Regions from separate parts of the Homo sapiens genome. Here regions 2, 3 and 4 are each linked to region 1. A link is a contact called in ENCODE Hi-C or POLR2A ChIA-PET data. All regions are on one chromosome and are shown on one strand. The core of a region is the stretch at or near the end of the contact, and the rest is flanking DNA. Distances in the headings are between cores, read along the strand shown.

Region 1 (2,700 bases), core at 73-2,572:
AGACCCTTGCTTCACAAGTACACATGGGAGCCAGGACTCCGGGAAGGAAGAGTGAGAAAAGGACACAGAAGAGGAAAGGGATGGAGAGGGTAGACAGGACTTTTCTGGAGCCATCTTTGGAATAAAGTGAATTGCATCTGTCCATAAGACAGCCCTCTATCCCAGCTCAGGAGGGGGTGGGGCCGCCAGCCATAGTTTCCAGCCCCACATGCTGGTCAGAAATGGAAGACCCCCAACCCAGACCCTGCTGTGTGACAGCGGCTCCCTGACATGCCTGTCTGGTTTGGCTCCTTCTCTGAGGGGCTCTTGTTTCTGCACAGCCTTTCCCAGCTTCCCTCTGTTACCATGCTGTTTATAATGTTATTTCATTATTTCTTGTTTACTTTCTGTTCCATTTTGGATTTCGTCTAGGTTCTCTGAGAGATGTGTTTGTTTTAAACTCTGCTTTGAATCTAAAACGTTTCAGAAGACGGTTCTGATTAAAACCCAATGGAAACCAAATCAGGAGAGAGCCTACGACAAATGATAACAGACAACCAAATGTGGCTGAAACGAAGTCAATTTTTTAAACCAATAAACATACTTGGAAACTGACTCTTAACCACAAAACATTTTCTGTGGTTGGCAGTAAGCACTACATGCTTGTTTTCTCTGAGGCAGTAGTAGTGGGGCATAGGAAATCCTCGTCAGGGAAAGACCGTGTTTGTTCTTGGCCGGTCTGCTGAGCATCCTCCATCTCTTGAAGATAGTATCTGTGTTTCCTGGAGGCAACTGCCACCTACCTTTCTCAGCCAGTCTCAACTCGCAGGAAGATTATTAGTCAGAGGATTACCGCTACACCCTGCTCCTGGGAGGGCGCCTCTCCTCCCACAGTACTCTGGGGGTAGCTGAAAACCCTTTAGTACCACCTGTTTCAGTGGCACACTGAGGCTGCAAAGTTGCATTTTTTCTTCTCCAATATTTTCAAATGCTTCTTATTCAGTGTCAAATATGATAAATTCTTGCCAATATGCAAAAGCTCTGGGTAATGGACACACCATGGGGCATAATCATAACAACATGTTACAATTATATAGCATTTCGGTTTCCAAAGTACTTGCGATGGAAGGGGAAGGAGAAAGCAAGCTAATGCACTGAGTGCTTGCCCTATGTTAGTCACTTTCCCATGTTATAGCATTTAATTTTCACTGTGTAATTACTGAGGAGGAATCACTATTCTCATTCTGTGGATGAACAAACTGAAAGTTAGAGGTGATAGGAAGTTCCTGAGGTGCCAGAGTGTGGCAGGAAGAACACAGCAGATGCTGGGCGTGCAGTGGGGGTTTGGGTAAGGAAACAGGCTGCAGAGGAAGATGTGGTGAGGGCTTCCAGGGCTTGAAGCATGTCTGGCTCTACTCAGAACAAAAAGAGGAACTGTTGGAGGCTTTTGAGCAGGAATTTCTCGATGTTCTAGGAAGATTATTCTGGATTGTGATTAGGGTGCCCTAGAAGAGAGAGGCTGGGAAAAGGAAGATCTGGTTATATTTTGGTTTTGCCCTTTTTTAGGGAAAAGGTCGGGGGGGGGGGGTTCACTGTGATGAGAAGTGAAATATAATGAATGAGGCAGTGGGAATGGAAAAAAGGGGTGGATTCTAGAAGCAGTGAAGATGAAATCTACAGCCCCAAGGAGCACTACTGTGAATGTTTGCACTATACTGTCCTCTTGGTCAGTGTCATAATAAACCTGCAGATCTCTGGTATCACCTATGTCATTAGTGCTCATCTAGGGAACGTCATCTGCAGATTTATTATGACACTTTTCTGTAGTAGCGTGTCATATTCCAACAGAATCAGTTAATTATGACAGTCTTCCCAGGAGATGAGAGTAAAGCACCAGGAGAAAGGGGCACCTTCCTCGAATTTGTATAAAGGTGCTGCATGGGCTAGCACCGAGCAGCTCTTAACCTAAGAGTTAGGAGAATTATTTTAACTATAATTTATTTAATTATTATTATTATTATTTTTTTTGGAGATGGAGTCTAGCTCTGTCGCCCAGGCTGGAGTGCAGTGGCGCGATCTCGGCTCACTGCAACCTCCGCCTCCTGGGGTCAAGCGATTCTCCTGCCTCAGCCTCCTGAATAGCTGGGATTACAGGTGCCCGCCACGAAGCCTGGCTCATTTTTGTATTTTTAGTAGAGACAGGGTTTCACCATGTTGGCCAGGCTGGTCTCAAACTCCTGATCTCAGATGATCCGCCAACCTCAGCCTTGCAAAGTGCTGGGATTACAGGCGTGAGCCACTGCGCCCAGCCCAGCCTAACTTATTTAATTTTAATTTTATTCAGAGCTTTAGATATTCTTGGGATTTCCAGGTGGAGATCCCTTTAAAAAGCAGGTAGAAGAAAACCCAGTAAAGGGAAATCAAGAAAGAAAAAGAAAGTAGGAATAGCAAACTAAAAGAAAAACTTGGAGGTGGTGTTCCTTGAGGGAACTGAAAGTTAGAGGCGAACACAAGTAAAAAACTGTTAGTACTAAAAAGAGAATTTAATAAGGTGACAGAATACAAGATACAGATTTTCAGATACATAAAAATCAATAGCTTTCTTACTCTACTGGCCACAATCAGTTAAAAACTGAAATGGAAAATAATCTCATTCATAATAACTAGCAATAAATTTAACAAGATAAAACATTTATGGGTGGTGGCTGATGCTTGTAATCC
Region 2 (2,700 bases), core at 124-2,623, 190 kb before region 1:
GCCAGGATTTGATCCTAGGTTTGACTAACTCCAGACCCTCCACTTGAATTATTCTACTTCCCTGATGCTAAAGTTGGCAGAGAGAGGAAGAAACTCCCTTCCTGCTGAGGTTCCTGACAAACAGTAGGGGCAGGTGAGGGTAGCAAGTAACCCTGAGATCTGCTGGTTAGGGACGCCTGGCACAAAAGGATCTTAAGATGCCTCTGATTCTGCAATTCTATCTCTTTAAGACCCAGAGTTCCCATGCCAAGCCTGCTCTGTGATCCTCAGAGATTTCAGGGGTGGGGAAACTGGATTGAATGCGCTGACATACAAGCAAAAAAAGACCTCAGCATTTTTGCCTCGCCTCGGTGGCTCCGGCCTTTTTTTATTTTTTTTCCCTCTCTCATTTATTTATTACTATGCTATTCCCTGGCCCTGCTGCTGTGTCAATACTGATAAAAGCAAATCACCCCACAAACAGGTGCAGCTGGGAGCTGCCCCTTGGACAGCTGCCAGGGAAATGTGATCGCTCAGCTGGGGTGACCTGCCCCGGCCCAACCCCCTCTCAGGTTCCAGCCCAGGGCATGTGTCCTTGGGCAGTTAATGTTGGTCCACATGTCACAGCCCTGGTATCCCAGTTGGCATCATGGACTTGTGCTGGTGTGTGTGGTTTGGGTGGGGTGGGTATATGCAGGAGAGAAGGGAGGCTCCCAGGAATTTATTTTCTCTTTCGGTTTCTTCCAACAAATTCAGAAAATACAATGTCACCAAGTCCCCCTGCAAGAATTTGAAAATATTTCCTAAGAATATCACTGCCTTATTTGCCTAGGTAAGAAATATTTTTTCCCATTCCCAAATTCACACACACATGCAGTGTAATGATCCAAAAGAAATTTTCTGAGTATCTCCTAGGGCTTAGCTGTGAGTTCACCTAAATAAACATTTTGTGAGCCAACCCTGCTATCCAGAATGCATTTTGATGCTACCAAGCCATGTGACTTTGACTCTGGCTTGGAAAGATTTTATTTCATTTCCCCTCCCCCATTTCAGTGTTTTGTCCCCAAGCATCATTTCCCCACTTCCCTAGGGCACCAGCCTTTCCGGAAATGCCCTAGCTCTGCGTGCAGCCTCCGCCTCCCGGTGTGGAGAAGGCGGTGACAGCGCCGCGCCGGAGCCGCAAGGCGGGCCTGGGCGGAGGGCGAGGGGCCGGGGCGGCCGGGCCAGGCTGCCCGCCTGCCGCAGAGCAGCGCGCAGCTCGGGGAGGGAGGAGGTTGCCATGCAAATGACGCGGCGTCCTGCGGGCCCCCCTTACCCGGGGGCCCTCTGGTTGCCAAAACAGAGCATTCCCCAGAACAGTCGCCTGGAAACGAGCGCTGTCATAGCAGCCTTGAGCTCAGTAGCAGCGAGCCAGCTGTGCTGCCACGAGGAGCTGGGTCAGGATGTTCAGACCTCCTCAGCACCCCCTCCCCACCCAGTCTCCACCTCGGGGAAGGGAGTGGTGGCTTGGGCCACCGTGGAGGGGAGGGAGGGCACTAATTGGATTGGAACACTCCTGAAACACATCAGCTGCTCCTCCCTGGGGGAGGGGGAGGAGGAAAGCTGCAGACTGTCTTTGTGATCGGCTCAGCCTCTCCCTCCCAGCAGCCTCGCCCTGACCTGGTCCTCACTGGCCTCTGCCCACCTATCGCTGTCCTGGGGCACAATGGCAAGATCTTTGTAAAATGGAGGAGGCAGACACCGGATCAGATAATCACCAAAATGAAATTCAGCCTTGATATGAAGGGTACCGTGGTGATGCTACCGGGATCTGACCTGGTTTGGAAGGGTTAGGGAAGAATGCAGGTTTGCCACAGCTCCCACGTACTCTAACTACTTCATCCCTTAACAGCCCCCCGTCTTTCCAGCACCTTTTCTCATCAGCTCAGCTATGCCAACCTGGTCTTCCTTAAACCTTGGGAGCATTTGCTTTTTCCTATTTCATTTGGCACCCAGAGAGCTGCTCATCATTTAAGCGTGTGTGTGCTCACCAATTAAACTACAATATAAACTTTAAGAGGCAGGACCCATGTTATCATTGTCATGGCCCACCTTGACCATGAAGAACGAGACAGGCCAGGCGCAGTGGCTCACGCCTGTAATCCCAGCACTTTGGGAGGCCGAGGCGGGCGGATCACGAGGTCAGGAGATGGAGACCATCTTGGCTAACACGGTGAAACCCCGTCTCTATTAAAAATACCAAAAAATTAGCTGAGCATAGTGGCGGGCGCCTGTAGTCCCAGTTACTCAGGAGGCTGAGGCAGGAGAATGGTGTGAACCCGGGAGGCAGAGCTTGCAGTGAGCCGAGATCGCGCCACTGCACTCCAGCCTGGGCGACAGAGTGAGACACCATATCAAAAAGAAAAAAAAAAAAAAAGAACAAGACAGAGTTTTACAGACCTGCTTGAATTTAGGTGCCAGTGATCTTTGTCAACATAGTCATCACCCTGGGAGGCCTCTGGCGTTGCCTTTGCAACAACTGTTTTAGATTGGCCTTCAGAGACTAGTAAAACCTCTCCTGGGACTAGGGAGGGGAGGAGATTCAGTGACAGCCTGAGTGACAGTAAGCAAACAGGTGGGCTACAGAGAAAGTGGACGACTACTCAGGACACATCGAGCGTTTCATGTGGTCCGGAGGCTGTACGCCAGAGCTTACAGGTGTGACTTAAGCATGTATGTGCA
Region 3 (2,700 bases), core at 53-2,552, 230 kb before region 1:
TTGAGGAAGAGGTTGAGGTTGAGTCAAAGAAGCTGTCCCTGTCCTGTTTCCCTGTCAGTGACAGAACTCAAGACAGGAGGACCAAAGAACTGACCCAGGGGCACGTTTCGTGATCACTAATTTCCAGGTAGTGAAGACTCAAGACATTTCTTAACAAAAAACATTACCAGAACCGCCGCACCCCCCATACTCCCCCACACATTCTTTTTTTTTTGAGTCGGAGTCTGGCTCTGTCCCCCAGGCTGGAGTGCAGTGGCGCGATCTCAGCTCACTGCAAGCTCCGCCTCCCGGGTTCATCCCATTCTCCTGGCTCAGCCTCCCAAGTAGCTGGGACTACAGGCGCCCGCCACCACGCCCGGCTAATTTTTTCGTATTTTTAGTAGAGACGGGGTTTCACCATGTTGACCAAGATGGTCTCGAACTCCTGACGTCGTGATCCATCCGCCTCGGCCTCCCAAAGTGCTGGGATTACAGGCTTGAGCCACCGCACCCGGCCTCCCCCACACATTCTCTGCCTATCTTGAAGCATCTCTTACTCTGGTCTTGAAACAATTTCTGCTGAAATGACTCTGAGTTAGAACGCCCTGTGATCTTTCCTAAAGACCTGAGCATGCCTCCTTGACATGCATCGCATTTACAGTTATATCCTTTCCCCTTGATCCAATGACTCATATTCCCTGAACCCTTTTATCTAAAAATGCTAAAGAGGGGACAAATGATTGGTAAGCAGAATCTCCTGGCCACTGCAGTCCCAATCAGAGTGAGGTTTGAAAGCTTTTCTTAGGCTCAGAGTCCAGGGAAAAGTTAATTTTTGGTTCTCGGCATGTGGACTTAGGTTTCTGTACCGGCGAGGAGTAAGGATGTGGAATGAGTAAACTCCCTGGGAGGTGGGGGGTGGGGAGGGGATGGGGCCTCCCTGGAGCCTCGGGCCATTAGTAATCTGCTTTGTGAATGGAGTTAAAGGAGGAGGGGGCTGCACATACTTGGAATTCCTTCATCTGGGTGGGCTCCTTCTCTCCAAACTTTCAGGATGTGGGAAATATAAGATGAAAGAAGCTGCATTTCCAGCCTATCAGGTTACAGCGTGGAAAATGGAGAGGGAAAGAAGTAGGGGGTGGAGAGTGGGGCGGGAGAAGGCCTCCCCGAGAGGGGCCAGGGAAACCCAGTTTGAGAACTGGCTGGGGAGAGTGAGAAAGAAAGAGTGCTGGGGCGGTCAGATCACGTTTCACATCACATCAGAGCTGTGGAATTTCCTCTCTTCTAGGGGGAGCCCTGTGAAGATGAAGTTGGTTTAAGGTTAGTCGGTGATGAATAATAGCCCAAAGGCGACTGATGGAGGGTGTTACTAAGTGACTGGTGTTTACAAGCAAAGCTTTGGTGGTGGGGTTGGGAGGTGGGAGCGGGAGCCATCTTCAATCTGAGTTGTTCACCAAATTCTGTGACCCGAGAATGGAGTCCATGTATGGATTTTATTTGTGTCTGACCTCTGTGGTATGCAGAGTCCTGAACACTCGGGCTGAGAAGGGGAGCAAAAGAAATGGGAAGGTAATTAGAAAAGGCGGGAGAACCTCCAGCGTGGGTAAGGGATGCAGGGCCCTCCGGGCACAATCAGTTTCTGCTTTGTGTCTCTGGCGTCCCTGGGGCGGTCCTGGCAGGATCTGTTTCTGTTCTACTTAATCCACGTGCTCCACACCACTCAGTTGTCACTGCCTGGCTCTCCGAGGACCTTACCTCCCCAGAGATGCGTTTATTTTTTAAGTGTACCCAGGCGGCTGTCCCTCCTTATTTTCTGTTATGAGAAAGAAAGCTCCACCCTGGGTGTGAAACAGAAGTGTGAAACTTCTGCGAGGCCGGGTAAGTGGCTCCTGAGGCCAGGTACACCCTCCTTAGGGAAGAATAAAAACAGTGGAAGACCACTGGGGTCAAGTTTGGGCCTAAAATTAAATAAAGGACAACGGGAGGGAAAATGGAACCAAGCAACTGGGCTGGTGGTGGCGTGTTAGGAGAAAAAGAATGTTTATTAAACCCTGATACCAACCACAGTCGGGTAATGTATTGTTCTAATATTATGACGAATAGAAAGTTATTAGATGGCATATAAATCATCACATACTACACATGACAAAAATATTGCTTGTTTTGAAAAAATTAGAATACAATAAAATACGCTTGTCACAAACCATAGCAAGCTTCATTTCATCTTTTTTCTCCTGTTTCAGAAAGCTGTTTAGGATTTTGCAGTATATCAGGGTCATCATTTTCAAACATCTATTAGTGCCATATTGTAGTCGCGTGAGAGGTTCAGTTAATAAAGGTTTCTGGTTGATAGATGGCTAGAGCAAACAGACTTTTGCACTATCTTCTCTGAATTGCTACTGAGTTATTACAATACACTGAGTCCATATTTTATCACTTTACAAACCATACACTCATATTTTCCCCTCCTCCCTCCCTTTCCAAACACTACCACCTCCAATAGTTTTGAGAAAAATAAATAGAATATTTCCTCCTCTTTGCATTAACTCCTCACAGCTCCCTTTCCAACACGAGCTGTAGCCTTGAACCTTGCTGGACTCAACTCCATTGCCTAATCCTTGCTGGTTTTGACACCCACAGTCATTTTCTAAGACTGGCTTTTTTTTTCTTTTTTTTTTTTTTTTCGTGAGGCCTATTAAATTTGGGATAGGTAGTATATTTGAA
Region 4 (2,812 bases), core at 307-2,806, 140 kb before region 1:
AGTCCTCACTAGCCTGGCCCCCGGCCTGGCCCCTGACCTGTGGTTTTGCTCAGCAGTGCAGCGGTGGCGGCTTCCGAGAAGCCCCACCAAGACTTTCCTGTCAGGGCAACGCCAAGTTCCTCTTACCGAGGAAGGGGAAGTGGCGGGGTTTCTCCTAAGGCCTTTCAGTTTCTTTCTAAGAAGGTGGGTGTTCCAACCCCAGGGCCCTCAGCAGAGCCAAATGTTAAAGGAAGAGAAGTTGATCTTCGGGGGCTTCCTCACCCCAGTTCCAACCGAAGTTCCTTTGTTGGGGCCCACAGCGGACATTCCGAAAGAGGAAATGAGACACGTGCGTTCCACAGGCCCCTTCCCACGCCCCCTCCTTTCTCCCTTCTCCAGGGACATACTCCTTGATACCCTCCCTCCCCACCAACATGCACACTTAGGAAGTATGGCCTGCTACCCTTGGGGGCATCCCAGGTAGAAAACTTGCTTTTTCCACCTTCAAAGCTGAACTCTTCTGAGTCCGGCCTCCTCAGGACCCTGCTGAGTGACTAAAAATCTAACCCAGGGCTGGCCATGGTGGCTCACGTCTATAATCCCAGCACTTTAAGAAGCCAAGGCGGGAGGATCACTTGAGCCCAGGAGTTCAAGACCAGCCTGGACAACACAGTGAGACCTTGTCTCTTAAAAAAAAAAATTTAAAAATTAGCCAGGCGTAGTGGTGTGCGCCTATAGTCCCAGCTACTAGGGTGTGGTGGGAGAATTGCTAGAACCCGGCAAGTCGACGCTGCAGTGAGCTGTGATTGCACCACTGCACTCCAGCCTGGGCAACAGAGCAAGACTCTGTCTCAAACAAAACAAAACAAAAAAACGACTAACCCAAACAAAGCGCTGACAGATGACACTGGCTTAATGCAGATTCCAGTCCAGGGGATATGCCCATATTAGAGGCCCACAGCTTTCTGAGGGGCAACAAACCATGGGCACCCAGAGAATTCCAAGCTCACCCTCTTCAGAAGACCCACTGGCTTGATGGCCAAGTGCATGTCCTGACGTTCTTATAACAATAGCCACCATTGATTGTAAGTGCTTATTGCGCACCAGGTACTGGGCCAAGCATTTTACATTAATTTCCTCCTATAATCCCCACAGTGATGCCATGACAAAGATACAATCATGATCCCACAGTCAAGTAACCTGCTCGGCTCACATAGCCCATGAGCCCATTCTTCCTCGTAGGCCTCTTCTCAGAAAGGTGGGGAAGGACGAGTATCAGACCTTGACAGGAGTTGGCTGGGAAGGTCTGGTCTCCAATTTCCCACGATTGTCAAAGCCAGCTGTGCCTCTCCCAGAGGTGAAGAGCCAGCCATCTAGTCGTGGCCATCTTGGCTGCACTAATGTGGCCGTGGCTGGGGCCTTCCCCGAGTCATTGGGAACTCTTGATGCCTTCTTTATTTTCCTCCCAGAGATGTTGTTTTAAGGTTTTTGCTTTGCTGAAGCATGTGTTATGGGGACAGCGAGGGGATTCCCCTAAACCGTGATGCTGTTCTGTTCAAAAACATTTGCCTGGAGGTCCACAGCTGTGTGACTCACGCTGTTGGGTGGCAGGAAAACTCACAGCTGCAGTGGGGAGGGGCCTGGCCCAAACGAAATGGGATACTTACAGGGTGGCCAGGTTTAGTAAATAAAAATGCAGGATGCCCAGTTACATTTGAATTTCAGATAAACAGCAACATTTAGGACACCTTCATGCTAAACAACTTATTTGTTATTTATCTAAAATTCAATTGTAACTGGCCATCCTGCATTTTATCTGATAACCCTAGATACTCAGCACCCAGGATAAATCTCCCGCCTTCCCCCTGGCTTCAGCAGGGTGTTGCCGAGAGAAGACAACAAAACCTGGGAGAAGTCCACTGACCTGGGATGAAGACAAATCTGAGGGTCTCAGTGGTCTGAGGAGGGTAGATACACTCTGCTTCCAGGGTTCCCCTTGAGCAACTGCAAAATCTCAACCTCAGCCCAGGGCAGAATTCCACATTCAAATTCCACAAAATGCAAGGATGCACCTGAAGGTCACCGCTTCATTCTCGGGGCCTCAGTTTTCTTATCTCTGTAATGGGAAGGACTTTTGGATTCTACGATGTCAAGTGACCCTCTTAGCCCTTAGCTTTTCTTGCATAGTGGAAAATCTGCTGGAAGCAAGTGAAGGTATGAGTGAGCTAGCCAAGGAGCAAGTGTAGAGAGGAGGAGGAGGCCATCTTGGCTTGGAAATGGGCCGCCCCTCTTGCCCTACAGCACTGCACGGAGACTGGGCCATTGTACCTGGATGTTGGGTGGTTTGGAGGGCTCCCCTGGGTCAGGCACACCAGTGCATGCCTGGACTTCCTTAGAAGGGACCCTGGGCATGGACCACAGCTAGGTCCATGACTGAGGTGCCCCAGCCATGAGCAGTGGCAAACGCCCATGGCAACACCTGAGCCACAGCAGGGAGGGGACGATCATTAGCTTCAAAAGCAGGGAAGTAAACTGTTAAGAGTGAAATTACTAAATGACTACAAAATGTTAACTAGACATTTGCAACTTAACTCCTATGGTTTATGTAAATTATATGTGATGCATGTGGGTGCATTTGAATATATTTGACACGTGGAAGCATGTGGCCTCAAGAATAAGGATGCCTGGGCCTCTAGCGCACTTGGAAGACAGGCTGGGGATATGGAGACAGTGAATTTCCTGCAGGCCAGAAACCACATCCGGGGGTCTAGGAGCAGCAGGGTGGTGGTGAGGGAGTGAGCTAGAACCTCTAGGGTTAGAGATGGGGTCCGGT

Evidence for each region. Hi-C counts contacts between places; a loop is a spot of excess contacts on that map. ChIA-PET counts read pairs that join two places held with the same protein, here RNA polymerase II (POLR2A). Pooled maps may share reads with other maps.
Region 2: a loop to region 1 is called in a pooled map, with 2.9 times the contacts of the local background. The contact joins two enhancer-like sites. A Hi-C loop is called at or near these places in 3 of 50 pooled maps. POLR2A ChIA-PET finds 5 or more read pairs at or near these places in 3 of 52 experiments (Caco-2, H1 and OCI-LY7).
Region 3: a pooled map shows a loop between it and region 1 (4-fold over the local background). The contact joins two enhancer-like sites. A Hi-C loop is called at or near these places in 4 of 50 pooled maps. POLR2A ChIA-PET finds 5 or more read pairs at or near these places in 2 of 52 experiments (GM10248 and Panc1).
Region 4: a map of naive thymus-derived CD4-positive, alpha-beta T cell shows a loop between it and region 1 (10-fold over the local background). The contact joins two enhancer-like sites. A Hi-C loop is called at or near these places in 1 of 168 maps with a recorded cell type or tissue (naive thymus-derived CD4-positive, alpha-beta T cell), 3 of 37 single-sample maps with no recorded cell type and 11 of 50 pooled maps. POLR2A ChIA-PET finds 5 or more read pairs at or near these places in 1 of 52 experiments (activated CD4-positive, alpha-beta T cell).

What each region holds. Positions count from the first base shown.
Region 1 is chr6:36,910,798-36,913,497 of GRCh38, reverse strand. The region is part of intron 4 of C6orf89 (chromosome 6 open reading frame 89); the gene reads right to left. Among named protein-coding and RNA genes, the nearest start is that of C6orf89, 26 kb to the right of the region's middle. Within about 2 kb of position 1,322, at least 7 of the 41 ENCODE cell types and tissues checked have a DNase peak (open chromatin) inside an H3K27ac peak, as active enhancers do.
Region 2 is chr6:37,101,269-37,103,968 of GRCh38, reverse strand. No RefSeq gene overlaps it. Among named protein-coding and RNA genes, the nearest start is that of PIM1, 68 kb to the left of the region's middle. RefSeq lists enhancers at 599-648, 895-1,502, 1,503-2,110 and silencers at 1,087-1,266, 1,277-1,416. Within about 2 kb of position 1,373, at least 38 of the 41 ENCODE cell types and tissues checked have a DNase peak (open chromatin) inside an H3K27ac peak, as active enhancers do.
Region 3 is chr6:37,136,258-37,138,957 of GRCh38, reverse strand. No RefSeq gene overlaps it. Among named protein-coding and RNA genes, the nearest start is that of PIM1, 33 kb to the left of the region's middle. RefSeq lists an enhancer at 684-1,520. Within about 2 kb of position 1,302, at least 18 of the 41 ENCODE cell types and tissues checked have a DNase peak (open chromatin) inside an H3K27ac peak, as active enhancers do.
Region 4 is chr6:37,047,640-37,050,451 of GRCh38, reverse strand. No RefSeq gene overlaps it. Among named protein-coding and RNA genes, the nearest start is that of FGD2, 43 kb to the right of the region's middle. RefSeq lists cis regulatory regions at 1-140, 1-437. Within about 2 kb of position 1,556, at least 12 of the 41 ENCODE cell types and tissues checked have a DNase peak (open chromatin) inside an H3K27ac peak, as active enhancers do.